4 separate regions of the Homo sapiens genome follow, and all the other regions are linked to region 3. A link is an interaction called in ENCODE POLR2A ChIA-PET data of the cell type or tissue named here. Cell type or tissue: PC-9. All regions are shown on one strand. Each heading gives the region's core, and the rest is flanking DNA. Links, peaks and the distances in the headings are about the cores only.

What was found. ChIA-PET counts read pairs that join two places held together with the same protein. Peaks named below come from ENCODE experiments on the same cell type or tissue, not always from the same donor. Only the 100,000 strongest peaks of a DNase experiment are listed, where the experiment ranks them.
Region 1: POLR2A ChIA-PET joins it to region 3 with 5 read pairs; 1 of 35 experiments calls an interaction of 5 or more read pairs at or near these places.
Region 2: POLR2A ChIA-PET joins it to region 3 with 12 read pairs; 1 of 35 experiments calls an interaction of 5 or more read pairs at or near these places.
Region 4: POLR2A ChIA-PET joins it to region 3 with 8 read pairs; 2 of 35 experiments call an interaction of 5 or more read pairs at or near these places.

The regions. Positions count from the first base shown.
Region 1 is chr3:150,516,467-150,522,359 of GRCh38, reverse strand. No RefSeq gene overlaps it. Among named protein-coding and RNA genes, the nearest start is that of SERP1, 27 kb to the left of the region's middle. RefSeq lists enhancers at 1,262-1,762, 1,763-2,263. In PC-9, for the core only: no CTCF peak of the experiment used is centred there; a DNase peak (open chromatin) is centred at 3,089; H3K27ac peaks cover 1,073 bases.
Region 2 is chr3:149,470,948-149,476,840 of GRCh38, reverse strand. TM4SF4 (transmembrane 4 L six family member 4) reads right to left here and starts at 2,144. Exons shown (of 5, transcript NM_004617.4): 1 at 1,790-2,144; 2 at 929-1,018. The coding sequence starts at 1,963. In PC-9, for the core only: no CTCF peak of the experiment used is centred there; DNase peaks (open chromatin) are centred at 3,000 and 4,592; H3K4me3 peaks cover 279 bases; H3K27ac peaks cover 2,532 bases.
Region 3 is chr3:149,578,669-149,584,561 of GRCh38, reverse strand. All of the region lies in intron 2 of WWTR1 (WW domain containing transcription regulator 1), which reads left to right. Among named protein-coding and RNA genes, the nearest start is that of WWTR1-IT1, 70 kb to the left of the region's middle. In PC-9, for the core only: no CTCF peak of the experiment used is centred there; DNase peaks (open chromatin) are centred at 2,531, 3,141 and 4,291; H3K4me3 peaks cover 2,679 bases; H3K27ac peaks cover 5,000 bases.
Region 4 is chr3:150,409,791-150,415,683 of GRCh38, reverse strand. TSC22D2 (TSC22 domain family member 2) reads right to left here. Exons shown (of 3, transcript NM_001303264.2): 1 at 4,376-5,893. Among named protein-coding and RNA genes, the nearest start is that of TSC22D2, 4.4 kb to the right of the region's middle. RefSeq lists an enhancer at 4,690-5,569 and silencers at 5,316-5,595, 5,856-5,893. In PC-9, for the core only: a CTCF peak has its summit at 5,514; DNase peaks (open chromatin) are centred at 1,223 and 2,983; H3K4me3 peaks cover 5,000 bases; H3K27ac peaks cover 1,461 bases.

The DNA.
Region 1 (5,893 bases), core at 602-5,601, 940 kb before region 3:
ATGTAGCCTAAGTGTGTAGTAAGCTATGTTATCTAGGTTTAGTACAGCATAAGATGTTTACATAATGGTGAAATTGTGACGTATTTCTCAGATGTTCCTGTTAAGTGACACCTGACTGCACTTTAACATCATTCTTCCCATTTTCTCCAGAAACTTCTGAGAAACTCTAAGGGGCCATTAAATGAACACTTGATTCTAGCCACTGTCAGGGAGTTACCTATTAGGTGCTTTATCTATTTATGGAAGAATTGGTGATGGGCAGTAGGGGGCTATTGTTGATTTCTGGAATATGCACAGAGTATAAATATTTTAAGGTTCTGGGAACAGAAAATCCATTCTTCATTGACCTATGCCAAACAGCTCCCTGTGAAATGCATTTTGGAAACCACTGCAGAAACTTGAAAGATGAAGTTACATTCAGGATTTTCATCTAGATTTCAAGGTTGGGCCTTATCACTTTTGTTTCTAGGAAGGAAGATTCAGCAGATTTTGCTCCTATATTATCAGAGTTCTGAAAACACTTTGAGGACACCTCTGTATGCCCAGTCCAGGGAACTCTAAAGGCATTAGAGGGATAACATGTTTTGAGATGGGATAAAAGGCAAGAGAGATGACCTCTTCCTCTAGCAGTGGGCGAGCAGCTGGCTCTGCTTTTCACTGATTTTATGGCTTTGTCTGTGAAGGAACAGCAGTGTTCCACAGAGAGGCGCTTGACTGAGACAGTTGCTGTTACTGAGCAGAAGAGAGCCAGGGGGTGCAGTAAGATGTGGAAAGCATTGTTTCCTCTAAATGTGGGAAGAAATGAAAAACTTACAGGGGAGAAAAGACTGTAGTATACTTAAAAAAGAATACTTAAGTAGAATCTGAGGAGTGGATAATAGGTTGAAGGATATGTGCATATTATAATCAGTGTCATGTAGTTCCTGTAAATTAATTTCATAAAGCTTATATGGAAACAAGGTGACTTGGTAACATGGAAATCAATAATAAGTGAGAAGGGCAGGACATAAAATATGTGTACTGATATATACATACTAAAATGGGAAAAGAATATGAAAATATTAGCTTGGTGGATTTTTTTGTGATAGGGTTATGTGGGTGTTTTTTAAAAATGTAAAATATATTTGTTTGTTTGCTTGTTTTGAGACAAGGTCTCTGTTGCCCAGGCTGTAATGCAGTGGTGTGATCAGCTCACTGTAGCCTCTACCTCCCCAGCTCAAGCAATTTTCCCACTTCAGCCTTCGGAGTAGCTGGGACTACAGGTACCAGCCACCACACCTAAGTAATTGTTTAACTTTTTGTAGAGATGGAGTCTTGCTAAATTTCCTAGGCTAAATTGTTTCTATTTTGATTACTGTGTCCATAAAAATAATTTGATAATTTTAAAAAGCGAAACTAAAGAGGAAAAACATGTGTTTGCTTATTGCTGTAATTATTAGTTGCAAGCTTTCACATTTTACCTTTATGTATAACCCTGAAGTGTATTAAATAATATATGGTGTCAAATTACTTAGGTAATGGTAGGAAGCACCTACTATCCTGTGGCAAGATAATTTTTAGACTTGTTATTTGTGTTCTCTCCAAATTTCGGTTCCGTAGGGCTTTCAGGAATGTTGCAAGATTCAAAGAAGAAGCAACCACAATTCAAACGTTCTCCCGACCTCTTGTAAAAGCCGGAGAAGCGAGGAAACCCGGCATTGTTGAGGGTGGGAGAGCGGAGCTGCCAGCTGCTGGTCCCCTGGAGCTGGGGGTGGCGCGGCCGGGGTTTGGGGCGACCCTTTGGAGGAGATCGCCGGTCCCCCAGCGAGGTGTGGAGGATGAGAGCGCCTTAGGACCACCGCGAGCGACCACCCTGAAGAAGTCAGTGGAGGTCGTGACAGACTGCAAGCGAGACCCATTCCATTTCCATCTGTGCTGCAACAGCGGAGAAGGAGAGACGACACACGACCTAGATCACTCCGGGAGGGAGGGTCTGAATTAAGGTGATAGTCCGAGTTTGTGACCTGAGATTCATACTACAAACCCCGCGGAGAACAAGGAAGAGGACCGAGAGCTTTTGTCCCGTGCTTGTGAGCTGAAGCCAGGTGTTTGAAGTGTTTGATCTTCTAGAAAGCCCTTGCCCACCTAAAGTAATTGGGTACAGCTGAGGTTCTCAAACTTGAGCGTGCACCACAATCACCCGAGAGGTAATTAAAACCTGGAGTGCACTTTGGGATGCCGAGGCGGGCGGATCACGAGGTCAGGAGATAAAGACCATCCTTGGCTAACACGGTGAAACCCTGTCTCTACTAAAAATACAAAAAATTAGCCGGGCGTGGGGGCGGGCGCCTGTAGTCCCGGCTACTCGGGAGGCTGAGGTAGGAGAACGGCGTCAACCCGGGAGGCGGAGCTTGCAGTGAGCCGAGATCGCGCCACTGCACTCCAGCCTGGGCAACAGAGCGAGACTCCGTCTCAAAAAAACCCCAAAAACAACAACAACAAAAACACCTGGAGTGCTGGGGACCCCATTCCCAGAGTTTCTGATTCAGTGGGCCTGAGTTGGGGCCCGAGAATGTGCATCTCTAACAGGTTCTCAAGTGAAGCTGATGCTGCAAGTCCCGGAACGGTGCTTCGACAACTGGTGAATGCTATGCTTTTCAGATACTTTGATATCAAACTTTTGCATGGCTGCAGCTACCTAAAGTGGCGTGTCAGTTTTACCAGAGGTTACTTTTCACTTAATATTGGCTTGGTTTATTTTCAGATTTAAGAGTGGAGTGTGTTATTAGTAGATCCATTTACAAGGCTCATTTGGAGGAAGCTGTTCCGGTGCTTTCACTTACTTTATAGATGAACATAATTTTTGGAGATTTCCATGATATAGTTAAAACTATGTCTTGGTCATTTGTGTGACCTCTTTCAGTTTATGAAGTTTTCATCTATGTTACCTGGTTATGGTATTGCTCTTAACGTAAATATTTTAAAATATGTCTTTGTGTCTTTTTAGCAGCACTCCTATGAGGTAGAGCGATTGTTTTGCTTTTATGGTGTTAGTCACAGATCTAGGCTTAACTTCACATTGTTTCCCAGTGAGTATATGTGCAGGTAACATCATAAATGTTATAAAAAGGGTGTGGTTACTGCATAATGAGAGGAAAACCCAGGCAATACAAAGGAGTTTTAATTATATGACTCTCTGAGACTTCAAGTACGTAGGCCTGCCCAGCTTGCTTCCTGGGAACCCTCCTTCCTGATAAGCCTTCAATTGGAAAGAGAAAGAGGCCTCAGCCATAAAGGAAAACCTTTTTAGAGGGGTTCTGAGACCTAAAGGTCCAAGTTCTGGCATTCCCTGAAGCCACAAGGTTTCTCTGCCTCAAGGTTTCTCTGAAATCAGTTAGTGACAATCGAAGGCAGCCATGAAGAGGAAAAGTTAAAAATATGCAGACTATGTGGCCCTGGAGAAGAGGAGAGAAGCATTTTGATCCAGTTTGCTTCAGTTATAGGGAAGCTCCCAAGCTAACTAGATTGGTGGGATAGTACTTTTTATTTTATCTATACAATTTTTGTTATTGTGCTTGAACTTACATAGTAAAGTGAACAAATATTCAGTGTACAACTAAATGAATTCTTTAACATAGATGTATTCACAAACATACATACTCACACTCACTCTTGTACCCACCTTCCAGATTAAGATAATAGAGCATTCCCAAAACCACAAAAGGCTGCCTTATTCCTACTCCCAGCCAATACCCCAAAAGGTAACAGCTGCTGACTCTCTTGCCGTTGAATGGTTTTACCTGTTCCTGAACTTTGTATAAATGGAATCATACAGTATGTACTATTTTGTGTCTGGCTTCTTTCACTCAACACTATGTCTGTTAAATTCATCTACACTGTTGCCTGTAGCAAGAGTTTGTTCTTTTTCACCTCCAACCTGATCACCCCATTTCCCCAGCCCCAGGAAACCATTAATCCACTTTCTCTCTATAGATCTGTCTATTCTGAAAATTTCATATAAATGGAATCACAATATTTTGTCCTTGTGACTGGCTTCTTGGCATGTTTTCAAGGTTCATTCATGTTGTAGACTACATTAGTACCTCATTTCCTTTTATTGCTGAAAAATATTGAGTATACCACATTTTATTTATCCATTCATCAGCTGATGGGCATTTGGGTTGTTTCCACCTTTTGGCAATTGTGAATAATGCCGCAATGGACATTTGTATACAAGTTTTTGTGTGGACAGTGGAAATATGTTTTCATTTCTCTTGGGTATATATGTAAGAGTGAAACTGCTAGATCATGTGGTAACTATATTTAACTGGTTCAGGAGTTGTCAAACCATTTTCCAAAGCATCTGCACCGTTTTACATTCCCACCTGCCAAAGCCAGTCATTAGCATTGTTTCTATAGATATTAAATTAACTAAAAGTATCCCTTATGGGAAACGAAGGGATGGGCTGAATTAAAGGAATAGGTTGGGCTAGTTAACTGCAGCAGGAGCATGTCCTTAAGGCACAGATTGCTCATGCTATTGTTTGTGGCTTAAGAATGCCTTTAAGTGGTTTTCTGCCCTGGGCAGGCCAGGTGTTCCTTGCCCTCATTCCGGTAAACCCACAACCTTCCAGCATGGGCGTTATGGCCATCATGAACATGTCATAGTGCTGCAGAGATTTTGTTTATGGCCAGTTTTGGGGCCAGTTTACAGCCAGATTTTGAGGGGCTTGTTCCCAACACCCACCAGGAGTGTATGAGGATTCCAATTTACCCACATCTTCACCAAAGCTTGTTATCTGTCTTTTTTATTTTAGCCATCCTAGAAGGTGTGAGTGGTATCTTACTGTGGTTTTGGTGTACATTTTCCTGATGGCTAATGCTGTTGAGCATCTTTTTGTTTGCTCATTGGTTATTTGCATATCTTCTTTGGAGAATGTCTCTTTAGATCATTTGCCTGTTTTTAAAAAAATGGGTAGTTTGCCTTTTTATTATTGAATTGTAATAGTTTCTTATATATTCTAGATATAAGTCCCTTATCAAATATACAATTTGTCAAATTTTTATCTCATTCTGTGAATTTTCTCTTCACTTTATTTTTTAACTTTGATTAAATTAATTAATTCATTTAGAGACAGGGTCTTGCTCTGTTGCCCAGGCTGTAGTGCAGTGGCGCAATCATAGCTCATTGCAACCCCAAACTCCTGGGCTCAAGTGATCCTCCTGCCTTAGCCTCCCAAGTAGCTGGAACTACAGGTGTGTACCACCATACCTGGCTAACTAATCTTTTCACTTTTTTGATAGTGTCCTTTGATGCCCCAAATTTAAAAATTTTGATAATGTTTACCTTCTCTAATTTTTCTTTTGTTGTTTGTACTTTTGGCATCGTATGTAACAAACCCAAAGTCATAAGATTTATGCCTATGTTTTTTTTCTAAGAGTTTTATAGTTTTAGCTCTTACATTTAGGTCTTTGTTCCATTTTTGAGTTAATTTTTGTATGTATTGTAAGGTAGAGGTCAAATTTCATTCTTCATGTGACTATCCAGTTGTCTCATCATCATTTGTTGAAGACTATTCTTTTCCCATTGAATTGTCTTGGCCCCCTGTCAAAATCAGTTGAACATCATTGTGAGAGTTTGTTTCTGGACTCTCACTTCAATTCATCTGTAGGTCTAGCTTTATGCCAGTATCACTATCTTGATTACTGTAGCTTTGTTGCTTTGTTGAAAGTTTTGAAATCAGGAAGTTTGAGTTGTCCAACTTTATTCCTTTTTTTTTTTTTTTTTTTTGAGACAGAGCCTCGCTGTCACCCAGGCTAGAGTGCAGTGGCACAATCTTGGCTCACTGCAACCTCCACCTCCTGGGTTCAGTGATTCTCCTGCCTCAGCCTCCTGAGTAGCTGGGATTACAGC
Region 2 (5,893 bases), core at 508-5,507, 110 kb after region 3:
CCCTGTCTCAAAAAAAAAAAAAAAAACAAAAACAAAAACAAAAAAAAACAGAAAAGAAAAAAGAAAGACTTATGTCTACCAAAATAAGATCTTTTTCTTGATAGATTGATAGATTCAAAAGGATTGAAGGAGAATTGAATGGGAATGACATTCTATGTTGTGGAAAGATATAGCACATCTGTGTAGCACCAGAGCTTGTCCCATACTTGAGAAATTCTGGTCTAGTCCAGCTTCCTGCTTTATACATGAGCAAAGGGAGGCAGAGCAGTAGAATGACTTGCTCAATTGCAGAATGGGTCCTGTCCCCATGTCCCAGCATTCTTTCCACTGCACTCTGGAACTTTGATGCCTAACGTCTCTAGTTCAAGATCGATGGCCGCATGAAACAAGAGAGGAAACAGAAGTCCTGAAGCAGAGCCTGGTGGAAGCCAGAGGCGCTGGGCCTCAGAAATAGAGAACATGGAAGTGGTGTGAGTGAGGAACCTAGAAGCCTACTGGGGAGGGGAGGATACCATCTTTTGTCCTGTCCCAAGTCCCCTTTGCAGATGAGGCAATTCAGGGCCAGAAAAGGGAAATGACTTGTCCAAGTTCTTATGGCCTCTCAGTGGCAGAGGAATGCTGCAGCTTCATCTCTGCCTTCCAGGCTTGCATTCTGTATATGGGACCCCTCTGAATCTCCAGTTCTGACATCCCTGTCGGTTTGTAAAATCTAATACAATATTCATACCCTATAAGTATGAGGGCTATGGTATTTTGGAAAATTATTATTATTTCACACTGGCAGGAAAAATCACAGTTTTATCCCTTCACCAGCTGCTCCCAGAGTCCTGGCTGGAGCTGATAACTTGTCTCCATCCCCATGCTGCCCAGCACAAAAGCACAGAGCACCCTGGAGTAATTCTAGTAGCTGCCCCCCATGGTAACTCACCGCAAATCGCTTCCCACAGCCCTCGTTGCCGCAGCACCCACAGCAGTCATTGTTCTTCAGGCCCAAGAACACCAGCGCAGGGAAGATCATCTACCAGGAGAAGAGGCACCTCAGAGAGAGTCCAGGAGTTGAAGGGAGGGCCCGAGCCTGCCTGACTGTATAAGGAGCCCCATCCACAATGAGGGATTTGGAGGCCCAAAGGGAATGGCAAAGTAACAGAGCATGGCTGGAGGGGTAATGGAGTGTTATGGAGTACTTAGATTCCATTTGGGCTGACTAACCAGCTTCAATGAGGCAAGATTTCAAAATCTGAGTTTCCATTTAGATGGTGTGTTAGAAAAAAGAATAACAAACTTTTCCTCAATTGTCATGAAGAGTGAGTCTCTCTCCCTTTCACTCTCTCAAACGGAGGTTCCCAATTCTATTGGAAACCAGAGGTAAAGAAATCATTAGGTCCTAAGTGGAAGACGACCACACTGACAACAGCTTCTCATGGTGGTTTTAAGTCAATTTGCTTTTCTAGTGGGTTTGCATCGTGGGTTTGTTGTTGTTATTGTTTTGGGCACTATCTTGTTGGAATCAAGAAACTATGCGACCTTCACTTCGGTTCATGGGACTCAAATGACCCATGAGAACTGTCAGCCCAAGCTTAGAGATTAATTACTTAGTAAATTTAGCTGACGTGTCCTTGTCAGATCCTAACAGAAACGAGAAAAAAATTAAGGCATTGACCTCTCACCATGCAATGCTTGAGCTTCTATTACCAACTAAATATCTCCCTGTTCAATAAGTACCTGATTTAAAAAGGATTGTGGGGAAGGGAAAATCTCCCTTAGGGGGATTTTAAGCTTCCCTACTCACCAAGACACCGCTTCCTAATATTCCTCCGAAAAACCAGATCTCTTGGGAAAGGTGGTCGTTGTCATCTATCACTTTTCCTCCAGGAAAAAATAACAGGATGTTAGCCAGGAAGCCAAAAAAAGCAAGGGGAATGAGGGTCCCCCCCAGGCATCTGGCACAGCCCCCAGTGCACATTCTGGGGTGGTACGACACAGGTCAGCAATCAAAAGCTCCTCACTGCCTCCTTCACGGGGCCTCTTCAAGGGTTTTTGGCCAGAGAGTCCTTGTAATTGTCTCCAATTCAATCAGTATTTTGGGGCTGAGAACCAAATTTCTGTGAACTGTGTCCTTGGAGTTGCTTCAGCTTCTCAAAAATAGCAGAACCTCGATGGCAATGGACATTTATACATTCTCCCTGACCTGAAGTGCTTTGTTTTTTGCACCCCCATAAATGAGATTACGTTCAGAGCAATCATTCAATCGTTTTGCCATGGAGACCAATAACCTCTGTTAATAATCCACCAGCACAGACAAGACACTCACATTGTTGCAATCGAAGACAGGGCTGGAACAAACAGCATTTAGAACCACTGCACCTTTAATCTGACAGTGCCCATGCCCAAATAAAGAAATATTTTCTCCAGACTCTTTATAAATCACTAATATAATTGAGTTACATCCTGGTTAAAATCATGTCTCCCAAGTACTTAATGGTGTACAGTGCGTGTCTTTGTCTTTTCCACTGAAAGCCTGGAATTCAGGGTTATCCAAAAGAGCTTCTGTTTTCCTCAATATCAAAATAATTTGATGGTCTAGTTGTGTATCATTGAGCTCAGACTTAAAAGAATTGTTTAAGGCAAAAAGCTACTGTTCATTTTATTGTCTGATTGCTGTGTTTCTCTACTTGTTACGCAATTAAGTAATTAAGTTCTATCTTTTCCCTACACGATGTGATGGAATTAGCAAAAACAGTTTTCCTAATCAACTTTCTCAGCTATGTCTTCCATATAGGAATAAAGAAACCATCATCCACTAAGGCTAAGGGGAAAGGAAGGTCAGCATTGGTAGAGAGGGAGAGAAAAGGTCCTGATGAGTTGACTGGGGAGAAGACACAGTTGGAAGAGCAGTTATAGAGTGCAGGAGGCAGTAAAACACACCCCTATTAGAAAGTTTGCCAACTGCCAGGGGCATGATTCATTCATTTGCTTTGTGTCACTTAAGAAGTTCTCTGCCACGCCTGGACCAAGCTCTACATTATGCGATGGCCCTGCCTGGTACTGGTATTACATAACAGCTGAAGGATTAAGAGGTGGAACTGGAAGTCTTACTAGTTCTTCATTGAGAATCTAGAGGTTAAAATAGGTCGAATATTTTAGGGAGTCAAATTTTAGCTAAATAAAAAGCAAGTGACATTATTACCATGGTAAGACCTGTCCTACCGTGGAATAGGCCACCTGCTCACAAGGAAGCCATGGACTGGGCTTTGCCAAGGCTCAGAGGCCCTTGGAAAGGGAAGCTGTGGGAAGGATTCCAGAAAAGTCAGACTGGAAAAATGTTGAGGCTCCTTCTAAAATTTCTAAGAAATGAGTACTGGTTGCTTTATAAAGATACTTAGAAATCTCAGGGTCAGGATGAGAAAGAAAGCAGAAAAACAGCAAATGTTTATTGAGCCATGCATAATACTCCAAGCACGAATGAGCACCTTAAATGTTCTTCACCCTTCTGTGAAGAAGGTGTCATGCCCCCTTCACAAGTGGGGATGCTTCTGCTCAAAGTGATTTTTGCAAGCTCATCTCAGCATAAGAAGAAGAGCTAAGATTTTATTTTTTATTTATACATACTATTTTACACATTTATGGGGTACGTGTGATATTTTACATGTGTAGAATATGTAGTGATTAAGCCAGGGTATTTGGGGGTATCCATCACTGAATATTGATCATTTCTATGTGCTGGGAACAATTTAAGTCCTCTCTTCTAGCTACTTTGCAATCTATAATACATTATCACTAACCATGGTCACTTTACTGTAATGTCAAACAACAGAGGTTATCCCTTTGGCTAACTGTATGTTCATACCCATTAGCCTACCTCCTCTCCAGCTCTGTGTTGCCAAAACCCAGGCTATGTTCTCTCTCATAGATTTTCCTTTTTGAAAACAAACAAACAACAAAACATCATCTTTTAAATATAAACAATAGAATGACACTGTGTGTGAGGTATATGCACACAGTAGGAGACCCTTCTGAACACAACAACAAACTGTGATTTTATTCCTTATTACAAAATAATGTGACTTTTTTTGGTAGAAAAATTGGATATACAGACAAGCAAAAGGAAGAAAAAGAAAACCAGCTGTGTTTCCACCAGAAGCAAACAAGGGCTGTCATCACTGTGCTGACAGCTGTTTTCCAACACTCCAGGCAGGTGCAAATGAACTTTATTTATAACCCACTGGCTTCTGACAGGGAGTCTTGAGCATATGAACTCTAAAGGCAACAGTCCTGGGGGTGAGTGGATTGGGTTAATCAAATGCATATGCTACTTAGAGCTAGGCAGCTTCTCTCTGGGGACTGGGCAGCTTTCTCCTTTCTCCCTGGACTACACCGTTTGCTTCTAGAAGTTACCATCATGGCATTTGACCAACACTAGCCCTGTTGTCCTAGATTTTTCAGATGCACAACTGGAGTTACCCATGTATACTGTCTGAGTGACTAGATGAAAGTAAGAAATATTGTGGACCACACTTCAGTTTTCTTTCAAGCCTGAGGTAACTTATTTCCTGGGTAGAGGAAGAGAAACACTGAAAAACAGTCACTTTCCTGGAATGCCCTGACCACTTCAGACTTCAAACACTTGGATAGTGACTAACTCATTAATTGTTCAATTATTAATTGTGCCTTCAGACCTCCAGGCAAGAAGTAGAATATCTAATCTGGAGAGAGGGAATCGTGGGGGGGATGGGAACCTTGGTGAAATTCACTCTCTGGAAGTGTAGCAGGGAGGTCACCAACAGACTGCTTTGGGGGCAAGGGAAAATTGTGTGAGATTCTGGGAATCATTTTTGTGATACTCCTACTTGATAGTTTATTGCTTATTCTGTTCCTCTGGGTGTTTAGCAGTGAAGGCTTTAAACCAAAAAGGCTAACTCCCTTGTTTTCAGAAACAGCAAGAAGGAAGTGGCTGAGGACACTAAGCCCCATTCTGTCACTAGCCTTCTATGGAGACTTCAGAAGTGAGAGCAAATAGTAGCCCTGGAAGGGATAGAAAGACAGGAGGGATCCTTGGGGGAAGAAAAGGAGAAGAATGTGAATATGGGCACTATCTCCATGGACCTCACCGGATGTGAGGTTTGACCATACGGGACTAAGCAGCAGGAAGTCTAGGGGTTCCTTCCAGTGATGCAGGAAGTCAATTCCTCAGCTAACAAGCACAGGAGCAGAAGACATTCACCCTGAAATGGGTGAAGAGCTGTCAATTCAGTGCAATCGATAAGTGTATTGTTACATGCATGGTATGTCCACCAATGTGCCAAATACTGTCCTTGTGAATAAAATAAATCTAAGACTTGCTTTCTGCCCTCAATGATGTTACAACCTTCTACTTGTGACAAGAGACAAGAGAAGCCATACACAGAGGTTAAATGAGTAACTGCCCCTTAGCAGAAGAACAAGACATGGCTTCTTCTGCTTGTCTTAAAGCAGAGCATTCTCATCTATTCACACAGAATATCAGGAAGAAGACAGGGGTCTCCACACATTTGCATTCAAATAAAATTCAGGTCTTCATCTTTGCTTACCTGGATGATGAAAATAGATTGTTAAAAGTGATTTTCCAAAGGAGGAAAAAAATAATAGAAAATATTAGTGGGCATTGCATGTAATAAGAGCCATTTTATGAAATTTTTGTTATGTGTGCATAGATGTTAGGTAATAATGCAACATGTTTTGCTTACTATAGGTCTTCAATCAAAAAATAAAGATCAAATCAGGTAGTGAAAGTTAGTGATCTTTATAAAGTGAGAACTAGTGATCTCTATAAATGCTAAACTGATATTACATTTTTGCTGAAAGCCTTCAGGAGGCTTCCATGGCCCTCAGATCTTAAACTTAGTCCTCCCTGATT
Region 3 (5,893 bases), core at 241-5,240:
TCAGTTTTTGTCTTTGATCCTCCAAATAATTTCTTGCAAAATGGGAACCTCACTCTGAAAAGCACCTCTAGTCTCTCTTGAGATGCCGGGGTTCATGCCAGCCCTTTTTCCAGTTCAAGTTGTGTCATGCCTTTCAAACATGTGCAAAAAGAAAGTGGCTCTGATGGCCAGAGCCAGGGTGGCTCATCCTCTTCCCAGAATTGAAAAAAACAAAACCAACAAAAAGGAATTAAATCTCTTCACATGAATAGAGGAGAAGCTAGCCTAACCCAAAAGAATTTTTGGTTTTAAAGAGGATTTGCCTTCTTTTTTGGGATGAGTGACATTTAATTCACTTGGCCCCATTAGAAAGAAGAGAAAGGAGGGCAGTGCAGCTTTAGCTTCGACATATTTCACATTTGGAGTGGCTTCGGAGCAGCCAAGCACTGGGTCAGTGTCCCATTTAAGAACAACTGGAAAAAACAACATGTTAAAAACGTGTTAGGCACAGAGAGCATGGAAAAACAATTGTCAAAGTATTTTAGCATTTAGAGTAGCTTAGTGGCTACTCTAAAATACTAACTTCTTTTTAAGACTTATTGTGAGATTGAAGCTGATTCCTAGATGTTAGATGCAGTTGATATGGGAAACATTTCTAACATACAGCTGTTGAGACAGAGTGTCAGGCTCTGGACCATTTATAATAACAAAAACAATAGAGTCTGTGCTGTTTACCACCATACTGCTCGTTGTTTCACTGCCACCTTCTCCCTGCTCATTTGACTGCCAGCTCCTTGAGGGCCTAGGTATTACAGGCACTCATCACCGTATGCATGTTGAAGTGTCGTGAATTCATCACTGAGTGCCTAGCAAATCCCGACATACATATTTGGGTACAGCATCACTTCATCTGGATCTTGGGTGTAGAAATAGCACCATATTCTAACCCTGGAAGAAACTGGCTGCATTGGGCTTACTGAAAGATAATATAATGTACACAAAGCCTAGTGGACTGTATATTCAAAAGTTTTTCAGTGGTAATTTTTACCACACTCCACATTTGCCAAAACTGATTTTGGGGAGCAGAGCAAGGTGGCACGCATGTGTAGACCCAGCCTCGGGAGGCTGAGGCAGGAGGATCACTTAAGCCCAACTGTTGGAGTCCAGCCTGGGCAGCATCTCTTTCAAACAAAAGAAAACTGAGTTTGGAACTGAATCCCTATGGAAGATGTACCCCACTGTAAATACTTGTCTAATGAAAAAATGGATGAATACATTCCACTTCCTATTAATTATTCTAGAATTCACTATTCATGTGGCTGGGCGTGGTGGCTCATGCCTGTCATCCTAGCACTTTGGGAGGCCGAAGCGGGTGGATAACATGAGGTCAAGAGTTCAGGACCAGCCTGGCCAACATGGTGAAACCCTGCCTCTACTAAAAATACAAAAATTCGTCAGGTGTGGTGGCACACGCCTATAATCCTAGCTACTCAGGAGGTTGAGGCAGGAGAATCGCTTGAACCTGAGGGGCGGAGGTTGCAGTGAACCAAGATTGTGCCACTTCACTCCAGCCTGGTTGAAAGAGTGAAACTCCATCTCAGAAAAAAATAAGAGTAATAATAATTCACCATTCATAAAGCGTCTCATCTTTTCTCTACTTCTGATTCTCATCCCATGTTTTTGTTTGTGAGAAAGGAGAAAAGTGAAATAAAGACTCTACCAAGTACATATTTTATACTTGACATCTGGAAATAATATCGTGAAATAGACTCTCACATTGTTGTGGAGTTCCAACACAATAAACTTAAGGTGATTTATACATCTTTTATTTATTTTATTTTATTATTATTTTTGAGACAGAGTTTTGCTCTGCCGCCCACACTGGGGTGCAGTGGTATGATCACGGCTCACTGCAGCCTCGACCTCCCAGGCTGAAGTAATCTTCCGCTTCAGCCTCCCAAGAAGCTGGGACCACAGGCATATACCACCACGCCCGACTCATATTTTGATTTTTTTTTTTTTAGAGATAAGATCTCCCTATGTTGCCCAGGCTGGCCTTGAACTCCTATGCTCAAGCAATCCTCCTGCCTCAGCCTCCCAAAGTGCTAGGATTACAGGCGTGAGCCACTGTGTCTGGACTATACATTTTTTAATAGCATTATTGATCCTGGCATGAGAGGAGAAAAAAAAATGCTGGTACTAATAATAAAATTGTTTGCAACGCAGCCAAAGTTCTTTAATATGGCTCTTGGCCCAAATCAAACAAGCAACAGAAACTCCCAGTCCTTTTTTTTTTTTCCTTCTTATGTTTTCACAAAATAGGAAAAATGAGGTTAAGCAAGAATTTTGCTCAGTTTGCAGAGGCAAAGTGAGGCTTGCCAGGGCCGGGTGCTGTTGGGGTGCGTGCAGCATATGACGGGGTGTCTCTAACACAGTGACTGAACTGTTCACCTTCTGAAGTGAGGCTCCTGAGTCACACCTGGGGCTGTCTTGATGAGTCACCAGCCTTCCAAAGTGGTTTTCTCTGGGAAGTGGCACTTCACAGTGCCACTTTTTTTTCCCACCCCAGGGACAAAACTCTGGTAAATGAATCCCTGCAGGAACCACGGGTATTACAGTCCTGATTTGGCTCATCTGCTCTTTGGGGCTGACAGCAGCTTTGCTTGACTCAGCTTCTGCCTGACTGAGTAGGTTCAGACAGAATGAGTCTGCAGAAAAGTCGGTGGTGCTCAGTGGGAAGGACGTGAGGGAGATGGATCACCACAGCTGGCCAGGGCAGAGGCACTAGGAGACCTTTCACATGGCTGCTGTGCCTACTGCTGCTAACTTAAACAAGTGGAAACTTCTTGGCAAGTCTGTGAGGGAAGTCGAGGATTAGAGCCTGGTAGTTAAAAATACAATCCCTGCCATTCATTCAGAATTCCAGAGAATGCTGAAATTTTTTGAATTGGCAAGTGAATGGTAGAGACCGGAACCATACACTGAAATAACTTCTCTGGTCTTGTATCATCTTTTATTAGAGGATCCTAAAAAAATCCCCTATTTATATATCAGTTATTATTTCTGTGTCATAGACTGCAGCTATGTTTGATGAGCTGCTTAAGTGAAAATCTGACCGGAAACTTTCAACTATAAATTCTTTGTGGTTTCAAAGAAGGATGAACTTTCTCATCTAACACATTTCTGCTGTGTGAAGAGTCACCTTTATTATATGGCATGAGTCTTTTTTTTTTTTTAATAGCTTTGGGGTTTAAACTCTGAATGCTTTGCTAATAGATGTGTCAGCTGTGCACATTGGCAGCTTGACTTTTACCTCTTTGTATCTTCTATTCTGATGCATTAAAAATAGCAGGAGATGGTGCCGTTTAGGATTTGGGCAGAATGGAAGAATCATTATAACCAATAATAGTGTTTTAAAAGCTGCCTTGGGACAAAGAATTATTAATTAGGGTGGTAGAAAGAATGACAACGTGGGAGGAAGATTGATTAGGGTTTCTAGAAATACAGTAAAACCTAAGCTATGTATCTCTTCAACCATGTGAAGAGCTATTACTTTATTTCTGATTGTCAACATATCGAAGTTCAAAAGCCGACTCCACATTATGCAAATAGACTGATAACGTTAAGCAGAGGAGATCAATGTACTGGATGGCTACTAATCTTAATATTGTCGCCAGGCGCGGTGGCTCACGCCTATAATCCCAGCACTTTGGGAGCCTGAGGCGGGTGGATGGCCTGAGGTCAAGAGTTTAGATCAGCCTGGCCAATATGGTGAAACCCCATCTCTACTAAAAATACAAAAGTTAGCCAGGTGTGGTGGCACACGCCTATAATCCCAGCTACTTGGGAGGCTAAAGGAGGAGAATTGCCTGAACCGGAAGGCAGAGGCTGCAGGGAGCTGAGATCGCACCATTGCACTCCAGCCTGGGTGACAAGAGCGAAACTCCGTCTCAAAAACAAACAAACAAACAAAAAACCTAATCTTAGTATTACAAACATGATCAGGTCGGGTTGCTAGTTTAGATGTGGGTGGTGAGCTGAGCATCCACTGCGATGGGGCTTCTACTGTCATGGGCTCCCTCTGTGATGTGGCCTCCCTTCTGTGATGAGCTCCCTGGGGTTTCTCCTGCAATGGGCTCCCACTGCAATGGGCTTCCACTGTGCTCAGCTCCCATTGCATTGTGGTTTTAGGTGACAGCAGAGGGACTACCTGGAGAAAGTGTGCATCTGGGCCTGGGAGAATTAGTAAGTGTGCATACCACCCCTGTCTTTGTTCTTGTGGTTAAGACTCATCTCTGGTGTTGGTTAGCAGAGCTAAGTACCGTTGGCAAAACAAAAGGTACTACTAAAAGAAATGTAAGATATGAGTAAGATATATGTCATTTCCTAGGTCTTGAAATCTAAATAAGATCACACTAATAGAATGTTTAATTTGATTTAAATGCAAACAGTATTTATCCCCAACATACAACGAGAAAGTAAACCACCTTTTGCATACTTGTATTCTAATTCCAGTTGAGGAAAATTTTAAAAGTTTAATATAAGTCTTCGGCAAGACTCCTTGCCATCTGGTACAGGATTAAAAATTGGCATAGCATTTGTTGTCTACTGACAGTGGGTCAGATTTACTTGGCAGGCCCTATCTGGGAATTTATCAACCTCATCCAAATCTGTTTCAGTTTCCATTTTTAACACTAGTGGGTCTAATTGGACTGAGTCACAAGAAGCAAGTTGCAAAGCTGTTTCATTTAGCAAATTTTAAGCTAATTGTCTTCAGTATGTACATTTGTTTTAACATTAAGAGGATGGTGAATTGGCCTAGTAAATCAAAAAAGTTTTAAAAATCTGATTTTCTGAAATAAGACAGTTTGCTTATACTTAAATGGGGATTGTAAATATCATAGGCTTGGCAGCTTTTTTTCTTTTTTGTTTTTTAAGAGCTAGGGTCTTTTTATGTTGCCCAAGCTGGTCTCCAACTCTGGGGCTCAAGCAGTCCTCCCGCCTCAGCCTCCCAGAGTGCTAAGATTACAGGTGTGAGCCACCACACCTGGCTAGCATTATCTGTGGAACATTTCTTCTGGAAGAGCTTGTATTCTACTGGAAGAGAAAAAAGGAGGTAGTAAGGACAGAGGCTACAGAGGAATTTCACTGAGGGGATGAAGACAGGGAGCAGTGAGTATGATTGAGTTTTAAACCAGTCTGCCTTGGTTTTATGACCCCAGGCTGTCTTTAAATTCTCATCTCATTGGTGTGGTTCTCTTTAACTGCTCAGCTAGGTTGTGGCAAAAGAAGAGGCAGTTTGGAGGCTGCTTCCAGGTCCCGTCCTAACCACTCTGCTGATGGAGGGGAGCCCTGATGTCTGACACTGTATGAAACTCTCATTTATTAAATAAATGGTGGGCAGAAAAAAGACAAAACACTTATGTTTGAAGACAAAATCTTTGCCCATAGAAATAAGCAACATGCTGCTAATAGTTTTAAATTCTTTCAAAATGAAGCACTTGTAATCATTCCTATTTTTATATCTTTGTATGCTTCCAGCAATACAAAATACATTACATGGGATTCTCTATTTCAGAAAGTCCTTGTTATACGGCTTCCTTCATCATAAAGTTAGTGTGGGTAAATTCATCCAAAAACACCAGGCCTTTTCCTGGGTGGTAAGAAGCTGGAGGATTCTATTTTATTTTATTTTTTTTGAGATGGAGTTTCACTCTTGTTGCCCAGGCTGGAGTGCAATAATGGCGCTCTCTCAGCTCACTGCAACCTCCGCCTCCCCGGTTCAAGTGTTTCTCTTGCCTCTGCCTCCCGAGTAGCACCACCATGCCTGTCTAATTTTGTATTTTTAGTAGAGACAGGGTTTCTCCATGTTCGCCAGGCTAGTCTCTAACTCCCGACCTCAGGTGATCCACCC
Region 4 (5,893 bases), core at 519-5,518, 830 kb before region 3:
GCCTCCAGACCTGGCTAATTTTTAAATGTTTTGTAGAGACAAAGCCTCGCTATGTTGCCCAGGCTGGTCTCCAACTCCTGGCATCAAGCAATCCTCTGACCTTGGTCTCTCAAAGTGCCAGGATTACAAGGCATGAGCTACCGCTCCTGGCCCAGGATTCTTAAATAACAAATGAATTGGCATTATATTTATTCTCAGGAAGTAGAGGACATATATACCCCTACCACCAGTCCTATATAAAATGACTTCTCATAAAGGTGATTTAGTTCAGGGGTTGTGATCTCCTAAAAAGAAAAAACAAGTGTTACTAAAATAGTCAGCTGGAAATCTGTATTATTCACACACATATAAGCCATCATGTTTTCTAAAAAAATTTACCAATGTTTGGCCTATATGATTTAGTGCACATAAAATTTTATACAGTATGTGTCACTGTGAATATAAAAGGCCACACTCCTACAGATATAGCTCATGGTTTAGGAATTTCGGGTAGTTTGGAAAATCGTAAGCCTTTTTGGAAATCTGTCATTTCTTTTATTTCAAGCCACGTTTATGAATAAAGTATGTTTTAGTAATCCATGTGGTATCCATCAGTAATCCCTGATGAATACATCAGTATCAGTTTTTATGCTAAACAATAATGACACATATATACGAATTTACATTTTTACTACTAACTCCTCAGTAAGAACACTCTTAAACGTGTAGATAGGCATAGGATAGTATCTAGTATGTGATTCAGACATCAACTGTAAACCTACAAGAGCAAAATTACCTTCACAATTTAACAGATAAATGTCAGCTTCCAAGAAACAGAGATTCAAGTAAGAAATTTCCATCTTTAGAGACTTCAATTCAGTGAGACTTTCATACAACAGAGGTCGAAGACTGAGACAGTTCTGCCTCCTGGTATACATTTACTTAATCCTCTCACTTAAACTTCAAGTAAAAAAAGCAGCAGAATTTGGTTTAAAATATATATAAATGTACAAACAAAATGTGTATTTATGGCACATACCAGGACACACCACTTAACATTCACAATGTATAATATTTTATCAGTGATCATTAGCAAACCACACAAATAAAACCATTAACAAGACATAGAAATATCTGCCACCAAAGGATCCTTAGAATCAGGTTTTCAACAGTCTTTTGGCCACAGATGACAGCTCACAATTGCAGCCATTCATAAGAGTTCCTGGAATGCGGCCTACAGAGTTCACATTGGTTGGCTATCTATGGAAAGTGATCTGTACTGTGTTCCTTTTCCAAAAGGGCCAGTAATATTTTGCACCTCCTCTCATTTACAGGAGACTGTTAAGTGTGTACGTAGTTTAAACAAGTTTTGTAAAGTTCACTATAAAAGTAGCTACATATTTAAGGACTGTATTTTCAACCATCACATCCACGAGTTTACACAAAATCAATCTGAAGAGTCTCAACAACTGACCATAAACCTTTCTAATGAAAATGGCCAGAAAGATAAACTTTATGGTAATTAATAATGTAGAGTCAATAGGCAATGCTAATTGAGAACTTTTTGCATATACAACCATCAGCCTTTTAAAGGTGTGATAATATTAAGATGTATTACTATAAGGCCCGGTTCTTTAATTATAAATGATCTCAAAATTAAGCCAATATAGAACTTTGCATTAGGTAATGGAACCAAAATCTCAAGATAAGAGTTTTCAATGTATCAACCTAAACCACCTCAATCTTTTTGTTAATTTCCCATTTTCCTTTCTTTTCTCAAAGAAATAGACTGTTTACTAAAGTCCTAATTTTTTTTTAAAAAAAGCATATATCTTATTTACAAATATTTCCTTAGGATCTGAAATTTGTCAAACTACTTGCAAAGTTTAAATCACAATTAGTCAAGACCTCTCACTCCAGTTGGTTTTATTTCAAATTTGAAAACATGCAGATTTTAAGGCGGCAACCCAAAATCACATTAAAATTAAAATTTTCAGTTAAGATAGTAGTCTCCTCAAAAGTACTCATCTCAGTAATTTAAACATATGCCTGGAAAACTGTTATTTAATTTCAAACACAAAATTTTAAAATACCCTGTTCTTTTTTTTTTTTTTAACCAAAGCTTTCTATTAAAAAAAAAAAACACAAAACAAAAAACCCAACTATTTCTACCTAATGGATTTATTCCTTCACCAGGTATGTTGGACCAGTGACAAAACAGTCAAATGTGTAAGATTACATCTTGGAAACTAGCATGTCAAGTTAAAAACCAATGAAAGACTGTAACAAAAATCAGAAATGAACATTGGTAAGCAATGTAGATTTTAAATGATTGGGGCAAGGGAGGGAAGTGTCATGTTTAAAATAGGACTGTACATACATCAAAACCCCTGCACTGAATTAACTGTTGCAATTGGTAAGAACACTGATACAGTAGTATCTGTAGTTCAACCATTCACAAATTTGGAAATCAGAGTTTTCAGATTACCAACTCTTAATACAGTAAGAGGAAAAAATAAATGCATTTTTGATGTCATACCCTAAAGAATACATTTCAGTTTCCATCTATCAACAGAAGTCTCTGCTTCATGCCTTATCATCGTACTAAAGTTCTGAGGAATCTAAGTATGGATGCTGTAAACTGAGAGAGGTGTGCACAGAAGGGAAAATGTAATCTGCATTCTCGGGTGGAGGGGTGTGTGTGTGTATAGAAAGCGGGGTAGCTCAGGAAACCAGTCATCATTTCTTGAAGAGATATGGGCAGTATACAGGAACAGAGGAAAGCAAAAGGTTATTTGCCAACTTATCAGGAAAAAATTGGCTTGTGGCAGCTAGAAAAGTGAAGATGCCTGTTGATTATTACCAAAGGTGAAAAAATAAACTCAATCTGTGTTACAGGTGTGTCCCTGTGTGTGACAATGGGAGCAACTATAAAAGTAGAGGGATTTTTCTGAGTGGCTTGTGGAGTCAGTTTACTTAGTAGTCCCACACACACAAAATTTCTCAATGACTAGCTAGCTGAGCTCACTTATGGACACGTGGTATTCTCTAAGCGTTCTCAAGTGAAGAAAGACTCCCCATAAGCAAGTCACCTACAAAAAAAGATGAACTTTAAATTACAAAAAGCAGAGAAGATGAATGAATTTCAGTCAGTGAGTATTTTTCAAACCAACAGAAGTATATAACAAAAATACAAGGCTAATTAGAAATGGGAGGTTAAGAAATGTGAAGGAACTCAGAAGAAACCATAGGAAGAGAAAGCTTTAACATACATGTCATTGTATTCTTCCACATACTAATTATTCTGGAAATCCATAATATTAGTTTGTATCTTTTAAAAACACCTAAAATTAGCCTCTCGCTAAACAAAAACCCCAGCAAAGAAATGTCTAACTGTGAAATTCCTGAAACTTTTTCTATAATTTTTAAATATAATTTTAAAACATTGCAACAAGTCAGCTTTTAAAATTTTGCAATATGTATGTCAAATTTACATGTGACATCTCCTCAAAACCACAAAAATCCTCACTAAACCATAACCAAACATCAGCTGTTGTGGCACTGGTGTAGCAATACACTAATTCTTATTTAGGCCATTAAAAAAAGCATCCCTAAATACAGGGAGCCAATTATTAACATTTACACTTTTATTATAAAATTACTCTTAATTTCAAGAACTATAGCTTTCACTACAGTTAAAGGATCGATCTCAACCTCCCTTTCCTATAATAAATAGACTGATGGAAAGTAAGAATATCTTTCCAGTACATTTTTTGCTTAACAACAAAAAAATAGTATCTTAGAGAAGTCCCTGGGAAGACTCGTGACCTTGTACCTCCTTTAATCAAAAGGCTGAACTAAGTATGATCTTCAAAGCCGGATTTGACATTTCACCATTATGTCTCCAGCCTTTCCAGATACACTGGAGAAGATTCCTTACATAGATTTTTTTTTTCACTAGAGGACCTTCTGGTTTTCCAGAAAGGAAAACTTGTAGTATTATTATGTCTCAGCCTCAAAACTCACACTGACAAATCTCTCTGCCTTACGTGTTCAAGTGTGATTGATATGTAAGAAAAGGACAATTCTATGGGAGCATAACACACTAGCTACCACCATTAAATGGTAAGCATTAAGCTTAAATTCACCTTTTTTTGAGTAAACAATGTTGCATCCCTACCCATTTTAGTGCTTTTAAACAACGGTGACAAGACCAATTCGCTCATTACACCCTTTGACATCAGCATCAGCAATCTAAATCAATTTTACCAAAAACTAAATTTTGTATTTAAAAATGCTAAGGGCCTCCGTTGACAACAATCTCCCAAAGTTGCATCCTAAGCTACAATGTTGGCCAAGCATTTCTATCAAATATTTAAAATAGAGATTTCCATACCTGTCTTCATCACCATCAACAGGAATAGCTATGCTGAATACAGAGGTGGCCAGACTGTTCATAGGTGTTAACTGAAGGGGGTTTGCCAGGGAATCTGCAACAGGCGGCTTCACAACAGGCTTATTTTCAGCAATGAGAGAAAGTGGTGGTTGAGGTAGGGGTTCTGATTTTCTTCTAGTATCGTCGACTTGCCCGACTAAAGGCTGGGTCTGAGTTTGAAACTGGCTTAGGTCAGACTGTGGTAGACTTGTTGGTGCGCTGTGTGTGCCTGGCGCTAAGGGCAGCCCAACATGCTGGATTATGCTGCTGCTCCTGCTGACTGGCGTATGGCTGCTCAGCTGTTGCGACTGGGCCAGAGGCGCGGGTACATTTGGCATAGTAACAGAAGTGGTAGACACACTAGGCACGCTTGGAGCGGGCACGGCTGCAGGCACGTTTGGAACTCCGGGCACCACGGCGTGAGGGCCACCAGGTACGGCTGACAGCGGACCACTGCCACCCATCTGCGGCGGAGGCACGGACTGGGGCTGCCCAGCCCCGGCAGGACCGAGGCACGGCTGCACCACGCCTCCCACAGTAGCCGGGGGCACTCCAGTCGGCTGACAAGGCGCGACCTGCCCGCCTTGCGCTGGTCCCGTCCGGGGGGCCATGGCTTCGCTGGGCTGGGAAGACGCGCCCATGAGCTGCGCGCCCACCGAGGAAGCATTCTGGCCGGTGCCCACGGGAAGGGTGGCCGCCGTGGCGGGGCTCGCTGCGGCGCCGGTGGACGAGGGCTGCGCGGGGCTTGGCGGCTGCAGGCCGGCCACGTGCTGCTGCAGGTACTCACTCTGGCCGGAGGGCTGGACGGGCAGCAAATGTCCGGGCGGTATCTGAGGCTGAGGATACGCGAACTGCTGGGGCTGCTGCGCCGCGGGGGCGCCCACTGCAGGGCCCGGCTGCGGAGGCAGGGACATAGCCGGCTGCGCCAGGGTTACATTCGTCGGCGGCAGAGTCTGTCCCCCGGGCCCCGCTCCCTGGGGCTGGCTGGGCTGCGCGGCTGCCATCATTGGCTGCGGCCCGGTCGCGGCTCCCGGGAACGGCGGCAGCGGAGCCGAGCTTTGAGCCACAGCCCCACCTACGGGTGGCGGCGGCGGCTGTGGCTGCCCAACGCTAAAACTCTGCGGCTGGGCCGGAGTGGGCTGGCTCATTTTCTCCGACGGGGGTAGCTGTGACACAGCAGTCAAGGAGCTGTCAGTTCCCGACTCGGGCCCGTGCGCCCCCTGCATGGAGGCCACTACTACCACCACCGACCCTCCGGTGGCGCCCAGGCCGCTGTCCCGCTCCGCAGTCTGGTCAAAAGTACTGCTGTGTCTAATGCAATCCCCGGATCTAGTCAGGACGCTGCTGTCTGAATCCCTCTCATAGTATTCCATACACGTCCATCGGCCGCGTCTATAGGGCTCTCCGCTCCCGTGGTCCAGCTTGATCACGCGAAAACGGGAACTACATGTGGTGGGAGGCTGAGATGGGGCTGCAGTC